Linked DNA regions of Homo sapiens: all the other regions are linked to region 1. Evidence: chromatin contacts called from ENCODE Hi-C or POLR2A ChIA-PET data. All regions are on one chromosome and are shown on one strand. The core of a region is the stretch at or near the end of the contact, and the rest is flanking DNA. Distances in the headings are between cores, read along the strand shown. Region 1 has its middle 62 kb from the start of XXYLT1-AS1. Region 2 overlaps XXYLT1 (xyloside xylosyltransferase 1). Region 3 has its middle 160 kb from the start of LINC01972.

What was found. A loop is a pair of places that touch in the nucleus more often than their neighbours do. ChIA-PET counts read pairs that join two places held with the same protein, here RNA polymerase II (POLR2A). Pooled maps may share reads with other maps.
Region 2: a map of endothelial cell of umbilical vein shows a loop between it and region 1 (8-fold over the local background). The contact joins two enhancer-like sites. A Hi-C loop is called at or near these places in 10 of 168 maps with a recorded cell type or tissue (Caco-2, HepG2, PC-3 and 6 more), 3 of 37 single-sample maps with no recorded cell type and 10 of 50 pooled maps. POLR2A ChIA-PET finds 5 or more read pairs at or near these places in 4 of 52 experiments (A549, BJ, PC-9 and 1 more).
Region 3: a loop to region 1 is called in a map of endothelial cell of umbilical vein, with 9 times the contacts of the local background. The contact joins two enhancer-like sites. A Hi-C loop is called at or near these places in 1 of 168 maps with a recorded cell type or tissue (endothelial cell of umbilical vein) and 2 of 50 pooled maps. POLR2A ChIA-PET finds 5 or more read pairs at or near these places in 1 of 52 experiments (endothelial cell of umbilical vein).

What each region holds. Positions count from the first base shown.
Region 1 is chr3:195,030,188-195,034,277 of GRCh38, reverse strand. No RefSeq gene overlaps it. Among named protein-coding and RNA genes, the nearest start is that of XXYLT1-AS1, 62 kb to the left of the region's middle. RefSeq lists enhancers at 1,886-2,884, 2,885-3,882. Within about 2 kb of position 2,345, at least 10 of the 41 ENCODE cell types and tissues checked have a DNase peak (open chromatin) inside an H3K27ac peak, as active enhancers do; they include PC-3, PC-9 and endothelial cell of umbilical vein, where a contact is called at or near this core.
Region 2 is chr3:195,116,698-195,121,071 of GRCh38, reverse strand. All of the region lies in intron 3 of XXYLT1 (xyloside xylosyltransferase 1), which reads left to right. Among named protein-coding and RNA genes, the nearest start is that of MIR3137, 16 kb to the left of the region's middle. RefSeq lists enhancers at 2,895-2,954, 2,688-3,228, 3,229-3,771. Within about 2 kb of position 1,416, at least 8 of the 41 ENCODE cell types and tissues checked have a DNase peak (open chromatin) inside an H3K27ac peak, as active enhancers do; they include PC-3, PC-9 and endothelial cell of umbilical vein, where a contact is called at or near this core.
Region 3 is chr3:194,928,334-194,932,706 of GRCh38, reverse strand. No RefSeq gene overlaps it. Among named protein-coding and RNA genes, the nearest start is that of LINC01972, 160 kb to the right of the region's middle. Within about 2 kb of position 1,711, at least 19 of the 41 ENCODE cell types and tissues checked have a DNase peak (open chromatin) inside an H3K27ac peak, as active enhancers do; they include endothelial cell of umbilical vein, where a contact is called at or near this core.

The DNA of each region.
Region 1 (4,090 bases), core at 1,096-3,595:
GATCTAGAGTGTGTGCTCGTGGCAACATGGTGGTAGGTCCAGAGCTTTCAGGACTTCAAGGTACAGGGATGGGTCATAGACTTCGTGGGTCAGCTGGCCACGCTCAGTGCTCTTGGGATGTTGTTTGCACGGGACGCACTTTGACTTGCAAACAGCCTAGTGTTAAATGAGCTCCTGGGAACAAACTGTCTTGGGTGAACTTGGGGACTAGTTGGATCTCCAAGCCCCACGTCCAGGTGCCCGTCTGAAGACAGGCCAAGGTGGGAAGCACAGGAACACTCCTGAAGTGGGAAGCCGCGGGTGTGAAACGGAAAGGCATCCAGCCCCTGGTCCTTGTCCTTTTAAATTAGAAAGGCCTGAAGCCGTCTCCCTGCTCCACCCCGCCCTAGCCTGCCCCAGAAGGGCAGAGGACACTAGAAATTCCACTGTGGCTTGGACTGCAGCTGTCTATTTCACTGTGTGTCCTAAACACTCTTCTCTGAACCTTGAAGGTCAATATCACAACACTCCCTGGATCTGAAATAAAATAATCAATTGTTAGATCCACCTAGCCAAGGCCCACCTCCGAGTATGCAGTGAGGCGGCTCTCCCTTCCTCTTTCAAGCCAGAATCAATCTCTGCATAATTAACCCAGTCTGACTCAGTGTTTACTCTGCAGGTGTGACTGCCCAAGGCCTGTGGCCTGCGACCTCCTGGCTCGCTGACCGCTGTCTGTCTGCTACTTCTACCCAGATATATTTTTCCAGCTCTGCTGTTGCTAAAATGCACCGGTTAAACACTTAGCTTTAGGAGGAAAATTCTAGCAAGGACTGTTTTGATATGCTCCCAGCCCCTGCTGTCAGGAAACTCAGGATTGAAAGAGACCTGTCTCAGGAACTTTCTCTAGGACTCAAATTCTAGATTTTGCTCAGCCATTCTTTTTTAGCACCTTAACTTTTATTGATAATACTTTTGATGCCTAAGAATATATATTTGATGTTTTGGCATTGGATCATCGTCTGCTCTACATACAGAATTGTGTAGGTAAGCGAACAGCTTGATGCATCTGCACAGACGGAATGCACTTGCTTAACCACTTGGTCATTTTTAAAGTCCTGATTTATCAAAATAAGATTTTGTCAGGAGGGAAAGCCCTACCTGTGGGTACAGATCAGAGCCCGTGTTAGACACAAGTCCTCACGCAAACTGGAAGGTAGGTTTAACTGTCTCCTGTGTACAGAAGAGGAAACGCAAGTTTAGACAGGTGGGGCCGCCTGGCTCGTAAGTCCGGGGGGCTGAGACTCAGCCCATTCCTTTGCCTGCAGGTGTGCTTGGAGGTCCTCGTTCTGTCCAGCTAGGGATCTGGGCATGTGTCTTCTTGGGGTCAGGCAGCACACACTGCCCACTTCTTTGCTGGGAACATTCTCAGTCCATTGGGAAAGCAGGGCCTACATATATCTATTCTCAGGTGACAGGTGGCACCTACCAGTCATCTGCTCTCCCTCCCCATCACCTGCATTGGGCTGGTCTACCACTCAACATTTAACGACAGTATGGCAAGGGCGCTGGCCAATCAGAATGGCACCAGGCATATACAGTCCTGGAGCAGAGGCCTACAGCCCTGCTACATCAGTCACCACCCTTCAGTGGCTGGATGGTGGAGAGGAAACCTTCGGATAGATGTTGGGCTTGGTGGCGGGGGAGGGGAGAGAGGCTCTCTCAGGCTCAGCAACTGCACAGAAGTACTTCAATATTTCAACAACTAGCCTGGGCACCCTGGTGCTTCCTGAGCCACCGTCAGCTCTGATTGGAGATTCTATGTAGAACAGATCTGTTCCTCGCTCCCCAAAGAGCTTGGAGCCCAGCTAAGGAGACAGGCTACAGGATGGCGATCAGAGAGAATCGCACTTGGGTGTCACCTGGTCATTTGTTTGTCTGTCCAAACATCAGGTACCGCAGGCAGCCACCTGTCAGCTACCTAGATGATGAGTAGCAGAGGGCCTCTGTCATTGGGAGTGCACTGTTTACAAGAAGAAAGAGGCATTTGAACAAGTAACCACAGCGTTGTCTTTTGTTTGGGTTGATATGCTGGACTGGAGATCCCTTTAGAGCATGTTTTTGGGGATTACAGAGCCTTCGAGCGTTACAAAATCATCTTCTCTAATTCCCTGTGTTTCAGATGAGGAGACCCAAGTTCCCAGAAGAGCAGTTGCACACTCGAGGCTGGAGGACATGGGCAGAACCAGAGCTCCTTGCCTCCCTCCCAGCCCCCCACCCAAGTAACACGTTCCTGATCCTGTCCTGGAAGCAGCTTCGAGGAAATGCCCAGACCCCTGGGGGGTGATGTGGTGGCAAGGTGACAAAGGGGCAGGTCACAACGCTGTCACAAGCTGATATGCAAGAACTCACAGGCATGACCCCCAGGGGCTATGGGTGTAAGGGCATCTGCTCTGCCCTTTCCAGCGGGCCTAGTTTTGGTGGCCTCTGTTCCATTTATTTGCTTAGGAACACAAAGCTGAATGCACTGTTTGCAGGAAGTTGTATGTCTAAGTCACCTAAGTTAGTAAAATAAATAAAAACTTTGGAGTTTTGGAATGGCCTTCAGGTGCCTTCCACATCCATTTCCCTGGAAATCCCTGTTTCCTGTCGGTGTCTGATAAGGGATTTTTCAGGAATTGAGCGGAGCTTTTCCAGGAGATGTCACATAAGAAACCTCACCCTGGGTTCCCAAGGCCCAGTTACATTGTAGCTAAATCACAGATTTACCAAAGTATACAGGGTCCTCTTTCTTTACCTCCACCTGGACACTTTTTTGAAGGAAAATGGATTTTGGATGTAAGCGCCTCCGCGATTGTTCTATGCTCCCGGGGTCACAAGACTCCTTGAAAGCAGAGGTTCAGCAACCTCTAGCCAGGTTCCCCACACAGCTGGGGGGCTCTTCCCACCCTAAGGGGTGATCCATTTGCCAGGGAGACTTGGGACTGACTCAGCCCCTGCCCTGGCTGCCGAGGGACCCTGCCTTTTTCTGCCGAGCTTGTGCTTACGGGGAAATTCCAGGCTTCTCCGGAAACCATCTTAACTGCCTGGAATCCTCCTCTTGGACTTGTCTGGGCTGGCGCAGTCCTGGGAGGAAAGGAAAGTAAATAAATGTAAATCTGTTTGATCACAGACAGAGCATTTATCTTTCAATAGGAAGCTTCCTGAGGAAGGACAGCAAAGGGGTTTGGAATGAGTAAGCTCAAAGTATCAGCCTGCGTACAAGATGCCCTCGGGGGGAGCCTGGCTATTGTGGCGCTGCGGTCACACTGGGCCAGGCCCCTGCTGAGGCCCAGCACTGCACAGGCACCCGGAGCCCTGCCCTTCTCCCTCAGGGCACCCCAGGGCAGTACCGCCCTCTGGCCCAGCTGATGGGCCGGGCCAGGCTCCCCTGGCTTCCCAAGTGGAGGAGGAGGAAATGGTCTTTGCCAGCAGGCCAGCCACCCTCGAGGAGAAGTGGGGTCTTCTTTGGGGCTGTGGAGGCAGTGCTAGGAGTGGACGGAAGGGCTCAGAGGCCAAGCTCAGATGTTCCCTATGGCTGAGGTCCCTGACAAGGATCCTCAAACAGGGAGAATGCTGGTACCCTTCCAGTTTGGGCCTGGGTGTCACTTACCTGGGACACTTGTCACATCCCCTTTAAATCTCTGTCCTTGCCTGGCTCTGGCCAGAAACATTCCAGGGCTTGTTGATTCTGAAGAGCAGTAGGGTTTCCAGGGTTCTCTCCTGAAGCTCGGGGATATCCAGTGGCTTCAGGGTAAAAGCCTGTTTGCTAACCTGCTGCACAGCTGGTAAAAAGCCATGGGTCTCTCCCTTAAACCCAACCCAGCAGATGAGGTCTACTCTGGAGGCCCGAAAACACCTTAAACTCATCGCACAGAAAACCGGCGCAATACTTGGCCCCTCTTCCTTTTTCCCGACCTACAGTACCCCATCCTTCAACCCAGAGTACCCCATCCTTCGACCCACAGTATCCCATCTTTCCTTCTGCTGGATGTTGGAGGACTCAAAGTTATTCTAAATCTCTACAATACTCTTAACATTTTAAATCCAAATCCAGGCAATAATTCAATGTTCC
Region 2 (4,374 bases), core at 167-2,666, 88 kb before region 1:
TCACGGAGGAGGCAGCAGCAGGCTAGGTGTGGCCCACAGGCCACCCAGCTATATAATCTTAGCTCCAACACACGTCACACACCCTCACACTCTCCTGCCTGTGAGCCCCAGGGAGGTAGGGGAACACCACGAGCCTGATTTGCAGGTGAGGGTTTGGGGGAGTAAGCCCTAGGAACCCTGACTGTCTGGGAACAGGGCGGGGGCTGGCCTGACATGCAGGAGCTGTGCCAGCCAGGCCGCACACCCTCTCCGTGCTCTTCCAGCTTCTCAGGTGCCGTGAGCTTGCCTTGTCTTCCCCTCCGGGACCCCGCAGAGTCGGTGCTCAGTGACGGAGCCACGGAGAAGGGAAATCCTGACTCTGAATCCTGAATGAAATGGGTTTCACTCTCAGAGTTACTAAGCACTTTTCATGGAGCCATCCGAGGAGAACACTGCAGGGATAATAGCAATGCTAACGATAGTCATGGGAATACAGGGGTGTTTCTGTTGCTACAGCTGAACAGGAATAATAATGTTAGTTAATGTTATTGGGGTGCACCCTGTGCCAGGCACTGTGCTCAATGCTTGCTTTATATGGAGTGTCACTGAATCCTCACGGCAATGCTGTAAGGTCAATATGAATATTACTCCCATTTTCCAGATGAGAAAACTGAGGCACAGATGGTTTACACATGGTTCAAGGCCAGCCTCAGAGCCAGGATGTGGTGGAGCCAGGATTCCATGCCCAGCCTGAAGCTCTTTACCAGGCTTTCCTTCTCTGTGGCCATGGGGGCTGGGGCGGGGGGGGCATCTGAGCAGCAGAGGGCAGTGGTGGGGTTGGGAGGGGCACCCCCAGGAGGATGGGGCAGCTACTGTGTCAGAGTGGGTGGGGGTGAGGCCTTTGCTGGACGCCCAGGCTCTGCCCTCCTTTGAGTAGATCATCTTGTCCGTGGAACCTGGATAGAGGCCTTAGGCTGAAGACAGAGGAGAAATCTAAGCTTTTTGTTTTCAGAGAGAAAAGAGACAGCATGTGAGTTTTGAGTGGAATCTGATCCTAGAGACAGGCAGCCGGTACCCCAGTCACGAGCAGGAATCCTGCGGGCCCAGTGGGAACTTCCCATCCCAAGGGAATGCAGGGACAGGCTGCTCCCCCCGCCCCGCCCAGCCCCTGACCTCCCCCTGCCTTCCCTGCTTCAGCCACAAACCCCTTGACCTTGTTGTTTCAACTGCAGAACAGGCTCCCCAGCTATTGTTCTTGGAGATGATTCTGTGATCTTAGGACCTTTGAGAAAAGAACAAACAGCTAGGAAAACACAGGGTGGTTAAAAGATGTTTGTGATGTTTGTGCCGTATGGAACAAAAGAGGCATTCGGGAGACTCAGCATTGTTCTGCGGAGTGAGGACGAAACAGCCCTCGGAGGCCTCCTCTCATCTGGGGGCATCCAGCTCATTGTCGTGGAATGTAGCTCCAGCCATCGCTTCATTGTCAGGCCATATACTCTGTGCGGGGCCCGGGCTAGGAGTGTGTTTACACTTGATTCACTTGGAATCCTCTCCTGGTTTCTGATCCATTCTTTCTGTCTTCTTGTTGGGAAAAGTGGCTCATGTTATCACCCAGTCACTCATTTCATAGCAGCTACCCAGGTCCCTTACTGGATACCCTTCATCGCCTGTCCTCAGCAGGACCAATAAAGTCATATTTATACAGCAATCTAAGGTCACATAGTCATTTTATGTGATTTCCCTTATTGGATTTTTATATCAGCTTCACTATATATGTTATTTCCTTTTTTTTTTTTTTTTTTGTTTGAGATGGAGTCTCGCTGTGTCTCCCAGGCTGGAGTGCAATGGCGCAATCTCGGCTCACTGCAACCTCCACCTCCCAGGTTCAAGTGATTCTCCTGCCCTAGCCTCCCGAGTAGCTGGGATTACAGGCGCGTGCCACCACACCCAGCTAATTTTTTTTTTTTTGTATTTTTAGTAGAGACAGGGTTTCACCATGCTGGCCAGGCTGGTCTTAAACTCCTGACCTCGTGATCCACCCGCCCTGGCTTCCCAGAGTGCCGGGATTACAGGCATGAGCCACCGCGCCTGGGCTTATTTCCATTTTTTCAAAGACAAAACTGAGGCTCAAAGCAGAGAGGTGACCTGCCTGCTGATGTACAGCTAATGACAGAGCCCCAGAGGAACGCAGTGCTCTTAGAACCCCACTGAAGATTCCTCCTTCAGGGAACTACGTTTCGAAAGTTTACTACGTCACCTCCTTCGGGAATTCTGAAACATTGTGTACTCGTATCTTTACCCGTGAAAGCTGTTTCTGGGATTGGCGCTGTCAACTCCAGGCCCAGGTCTCTCTAATTCTGGGTTGGTAGGTTTTGCATTAATGAGATTTAACTCACCATGGTTCATTTCTCCCTTTGCAGTCCCTTGTGTATGCCCCTGGGGCATAGGTGCCTGTGGCAAGTCTGTGAAGGCTGCATTCTCCCCCAGCTTGGAATGCCCAGTGCCCCTGCTGCAGCCCACAGCCCTTCAGAAGGTGATTGCAAGGAAGCCAAGCCTAACCTCATCTTCCGTTCCTTCTGCCATGTCCACACCTGGCGTCACCTGTGCAGCCTTTCCTGCATGAGTCATGGCCAGGCAAGCTCGGTGACATGCACTGGGAGCCCGGTGTGGAAGCTGGGAGGCAGTCATTGTGTAGTCACGCTAGTGGTGGCCACGGGCCATGGGGCTCCTAAGGAAATTAGAAGGACCTTTGGAACTGCCTTCCTCCCCACCCTGCTCTGTATCTCCTTCAGAGTTTTTCTGATAGGGGTAGTGCTGACTTGTTCCTTGGGAAGGCTTGGAGATTTGGGGTCTTCGCCTGCATCTTATCAAAATCCCTGTGTCTCACTGGAGGAGTAAGAACCTGACCTGCCATCAGGAAATGCCTTAGATGAGTGCTCAGCACCGGTGGCAGGACTGGGGATGTTTAGTTAAGATAAGAGAAAGCCCAGGGGGGCATTATCTCTGTCTTCATATGGGACAGGAAATGTACTTGTTCCTTGTGGCTCTAGGGGGCAGGACGTGGAGCAGAGAGCAGAAGCGTTAAGGGGTGAAATTCAGCATCATGTGAGAAAGAACTCACTAAAAAGTCATTTTCAAAAAGTAGAACATGCTGCCCTGAGCAGAGTGAATTTCTTCTTCCTGGAAATTTCCAAGTGTTATTCCGACGGGGAGGCTGTGGCCCAGGGGCCCAGGAATGGGAACTCCAGTGCTGAGTGGCACTGAGATGGCCACTGACCTTTACACTTATTGGCATGTAATTAGTCCCCTCCACAGTGTCCTGTAGTGACAGCTACCCACAAGAGCTGAGCTCCGGGCAGGCACCACAGAGGGAAAGAGGGCCAGGGACCCCTCATTCTTATTGTTTCCCTGGATGTGTGCATGCATGTGTGCGTGAGAGAGGGGGGTGCATGGAGTTTTTCCCTTTGTTTCCACGCTACCCCGACCCCTACTCCACACCAAATAACTCATTTAATAACTTGGAATCCTCCCATATGTTTATCTGTGCTTATAAAAGTCATAGACACTTATGACACACATCAACACATAGATACATGTACAAGTTTTTAAAAATTGTTTTATAAAAATGAGATCATATGAATCAAATTTACTGCATGTTGCTTTTCTTGCTCATCAGTACTTCATAGAAAAATCCCTCAAGTTCACTGGTATGCCTCTCTTATTTCATTCTGCTAATGTAGTCCATAGGATGGATGGCCCACATCTGATTCAACATTCTTACTTTGATGGCATTCATTTTATCTCTAGTTTTTTCACTTATAAATAATGCTTCCACAAACATTCTCATTTGTACATATGGACGCGTGTGTGTATGTGTCCTTCCGAGCTAGTGCTTTTATTTCCCAGGCATAGATTCCCAAGAGTAGGAGTGCTGAGCTGAAGGGGATGTGTGTGTGTGTGTGTGTGTGTGTGTGTATACACTATATATATATAGGATGTTTCCAGATTGTTTTCCCAATAAACTACAGCAATTCTCACTTCCATTAATAGTACATGAAGGCACCTGTTTCCACATCCCCGTAGCATCAGTTGTGATTTCCTTGTTTGTGCTGGCTGGGCTGATGGGTGGGCAGTAACACTTCATTGTTACTTTGTTTCATTTCTCTGACCCCTGGTGTGCCTGAGCATTATTGTATAGGATTATCTGCCATCTGGATTGCTCTTCCCCCAATCACCTGTGGGACCTTTGCCTGTTTTGCTCCCGAGGTTCCAGAAAGGAGAACAAGGCTTTCTGGGTCAGGCAGGCAAGCAAGTGTGTTTCCGTCTCAGCCTTTACCTGGTCCTGGAGATGGTCAGCCCTCAATGACTTACCTTCCCTTTCCCTTCTGCACA
Region 3 (4,373 bases), core at 462-2,961, 100 kb after region 1:
AAAGAAACATCAGTCTTTGATAATGTTAGCCGTCTCTGCCACAGTCTTGGAGAGATTGGGTAGACAAGGATGTTGATCACTTGGTTCCAGAAAGGATTAAGTCTTGAAAAGACCCCATGGAATACTTTACAACCATCCTCAGCGAGGGGATATTTGGAGTGTGCCCTTGGGTGATTTAGAGTGTGAGGTGGGGGAGACTTGAGGTGTGAGCAAGAGGATATTGGAGCTGTGAGCTCGGGAGATTTGGGAGTGTGAGCTGACCGTTTCCTACATTTAGGCAGGGGCATAGGCTGAGGCTTATTTTGCCATATTAAATGCAAATTCTTCCATCTACCTCTTAAGGGTCTTCATAATCTTGCCCCAACATACTTTCCTAGCCTTCCTGCGCTGTTCCTCTGCCTGTCCCCCAGGCTGGGGGTACATAGTGTCCTATCACCCTCCTTGAGAGCAGATCAGTTTCCATTCACTCACTTCCTCATCCATTCCTTTACTACAGAGGAGCACAAAAATGAATCCGTTAAGGCCCTACCCTCAGAAGTTCCAGTGCTTATGTGCAATGACCTTTTCAGAATATGCCTTTGCTGGGAACTGGAAATGCTGATACCAGAAGGCCTCCTTCCTTGGGGAAATATGCCTTTACTGCCCTGCCTTTCTCTGAGTCAATACTTACTGCAGACACTCTAGGCTGGTTCTGCTGTCTACACAAGAGTCCCTTCCACAGATTTCCCGGCAGCAGTCACCTGGGGTACACTAGAGGTAGGCCAAGGTCAGGGGGTTCACTGCTCCCTGGGGCATCCAGCTAAAATGTTCTTCCTTGTATGGAACTAAATCCTGTTTCCCTTTTGTTCCTACTTTGGCCCTCTGGGGTTAAGGTACAAATCTGCCTCATTGTCCCCAAGGGAGATCTTCAGAGATTCATCGGGTCTTTTCTTTAGAAAGACGTCCATTAGACACCACTGTCTTGCTCTGGGACCCTGCTCACCTTGGTTTTATTCAGTTCATCACAGAGGTCCTCCAGGTCACGCTCCCCATTCCTGGCATCCTCACTTGCATCTGTGTGGACTCTGCTTCTCAGGTCACTGACCACATGCCAAGGAATGGCAAAGCACTAAGTTAAAACACGGTCTGCTTTGACGTGCTCCAGCCAACACTGTGTAGGAGGAAACTGGGAAGGCTGTCCTGGTAGACAGGCACTTTGTCCTCTCACTCTGGAAAACTTTAAGGAAGATCTTGCATACATTTGGGCATATTCAGAGACGGGCTTGTAAAAGGTTAAAGTGAGTTTTTTAGAAGTTATCAATTTGCTTTTCTCCCTTTGGACATTCTCCAAATGACACTCTTTTTGGAAAAAAATTTAAATAGTCTGAAACTCCATGAAATACACTTTAAAGCTGTAGTGGGCAGTAAAAATGTGGCATCTGTTTAACTGATTGCAATTTCTACTGGAAGGATCTGTGAGCAGCATTTTTAAAAGCTTTTTCTTTGCCTTTGGTTTCTCTTTGTGTCCCATTTGAGTAATTTCCTCTGACATCCTTCTGTCCCTGGGCCTAGAAGCCTGGTAAATAAGCTGGCCCCAGAGAGATCCAGGAGCCAGCAATATCCTGGAAACCTTAGGCCACGAGGTTAAGCACAAAACCGCTCTCTTTCCAGGAAGGAATGATTGAATCAGAGTAACGACCTTGGCTTTCAATTAGTCCTTGTCCAGCTTTTCCCACTGTTTTCCTCTCTGCTGCCTGCCCACCATGCCCCAAGCTGTGGAGGAGCTGGACCTGCTCCAGCTCTCCTGACCCTGGGACGCTGCACAAGTGTATCCTGTCATTGGTGTGTGCCTCAAGACTTCATGGGCCTACAAAGCTGAGCTGAGTCAAGCTTCCTCCCCAACTCCGAGAAGAATGCCTGTCAGGAAGCTCAAATATTTAGAGAATGTGAAATACAGGATTTTAATGGAAGCATTTTTCACCTCCTCTAGAAAGAGGCTATAGAGTTAGTGGTTGGTCTGTCTGCAAATTATTCTTACTCACCCTAGTGTGCCTTCCTGATTTCAACACAACAAGCTCTTGGTGCTTTTGTCTACCACAAAGAGATTTTGGCTGCAGTGATTCTCTCCACAGGTGCAGTCCAGTGGCTGTTGAAATGCAGGCACGGCTGTTAGTAAAGGGACCTGCCTCTGGATGTTCTTCTGCAATTATGGTGCCAGCCATGCTACAGGAAGACGTCAGGCAGGATGTCGAAACGTATTTCTAGATACTGTGCCTGGACTTGAGACCATGATGTTAGCAGCAGGACAGGAGAAACTCTAGTGTCTCTTTTGCTACTTGGCTCCAACACAAGTGGATAAAGTTTTCAATAATATTTTACTTTAAATTGCCATCCTTTCCATGGGAAGTGCCAAACCCTCTCCAGTCAATGCAATAGAGATGTTGCCAAAAGTAAAATTACACAATTTTTGCTTTGTCTGGTATGGTCTGTTGGATGAGTTCTCTTCTTTGCTGAAATAGATACATATTTATACATATCATAATGAAGATGCTTGAGGCTGGGCGCACTGGCTCACACATGTATTTCCAGCACTTTGAAAGGCTGAGATGAGAGGATCACTTGAGCCCAGGAGTTCAAGACCAGCTTGGGCAACACAGTGAGGCCCTGTCTCTACAAAAAAAAAAAAAAAAAAAAAAATTATCTGGGTGTGGTGGCACACGGTCATAGTCCCAGCTACTCCTCAGGCTGAGATGGGAGGATTGTTTGGGCCTGGGACATGAAGACCTGGGTGACAGAGTGAGACTCTGTCTCAAAAGAAAAAAAAATGCTCAAATTAAACATTAAAATAATGAAGTTGAGAGCATAATTCACATCTCTGGGCTACTGAGCTCCAACTACTTCACTGCTTTGGAATTTAAAAAAAAATCCTTGTGTAGCAGTATTGGCTTTTCCAGATGAAATTGGGCTGTACAAACATACTTTGAGATTGTGTGATTTCACTTAAAATGTGTGTCCTGGCTCAGAGACTTCATACAAAATCCAGTAGGTTCAGAGAAACATAATCCTTACTCTTGGATCACTTTAGAAAAAAAGAGTTCAGCCTTATGTGAAGCCAGAACAAAAATTTTTTTAGAGCCAAAGCCTTCCGTGTGGTGTTTGAGCCCGACTATTACTTCGTTGAGTGGGAATAATGGCGGCGGAAGGGAGAAGCCACGTGACTAAAGCAAAGTTCACGGTGTGACCGCTAGGGGATGGATCCGAAAAGTTCACGGCGTGACCGCTAGGGGATGGATCCGAAAAGTTCACGGTGTGACCGCTAGGGGATGGATCTGAGTCACACGGCACCAAAGTATCTTCGCAGCAGCGACTCTGTACTGGCCTGCAGCAACCTCAATTCTTGCCTCCCTGGAAGAAAAAATTTGACTAAGGGACATAAGACAGAATGAGAGACCAAGGCAAGTTTTAGAGCAGAAGTGAAAGTGCATTCAAAAGCTTTGGGGCAGGAATGAAAGGAAGTACAGTACACTTGGAAGAGGTCCAGGAGGGTGACTTGAGAGATCAAGTGCACAGTTTGACCTTTGACTCGGGGTTTTATATGTTGGCACACTTCCGGGTGGTCGCAACCCATCTCCCCTGATGCTTCCCTTGGGGTGGGCTGCCCACAAACATAGTGGCTTGCCAGCACTTGGGAAGGCCGCATGCGCAGTGTTTACTGAGGTCGTGCGCATGCTCACTCGAGGCGTTTTTCCCTTCCCAGTCCAGCATTCCTAGAGGAAGGTCATATACCAGTTAAACTCTGCCATTGTTCCTCTTAGTGCGCATGCTTGAGCTCAGTTACCAAGCCCCTGCGATCTCACTGGGAAGCTGCTGATCGCCAGTTTCAGATGTTTCTATCGATTGGAAGACTGCCTTTCCCTAGTGCTGGCTGCGACCAATTATTATTAATATTTTAAAGAGACAGTTAACAATCACCTGATGGTCGCCTGACATTCCTGGTCGGGGGTGGGGGGCCCTTTCCTGCCCTGCTCATGTCTGACTACCTACAGTAACAAAGGTCCTTTGAGACTCATCCCCCTGCCTCATTCCCTGACTCCCCATCAGCACTTGCTGCTGCCTCTCCACTTGGGAGGAAGAAGGAGTGTGGAGAGACTGAGTAGGCAGGGACAAGTGGGCAGTGAGAATTTGAACATATCTCCTTCAGTGTGGGGTGTATGATTTGCAGATGAGGAATAGACCGATAACATTTCTTTGACTTTGAAAATGCCTTTGACCCCTTGCAACACAAAACTTGCTTTACTAGCTTGGAAGACACATATGACTACATCTGTTTGTAATGTTCAGACTAATCACTTTAACCACCCCCACAGCCAAACTCACAGGAAGTTGGTCCCTCT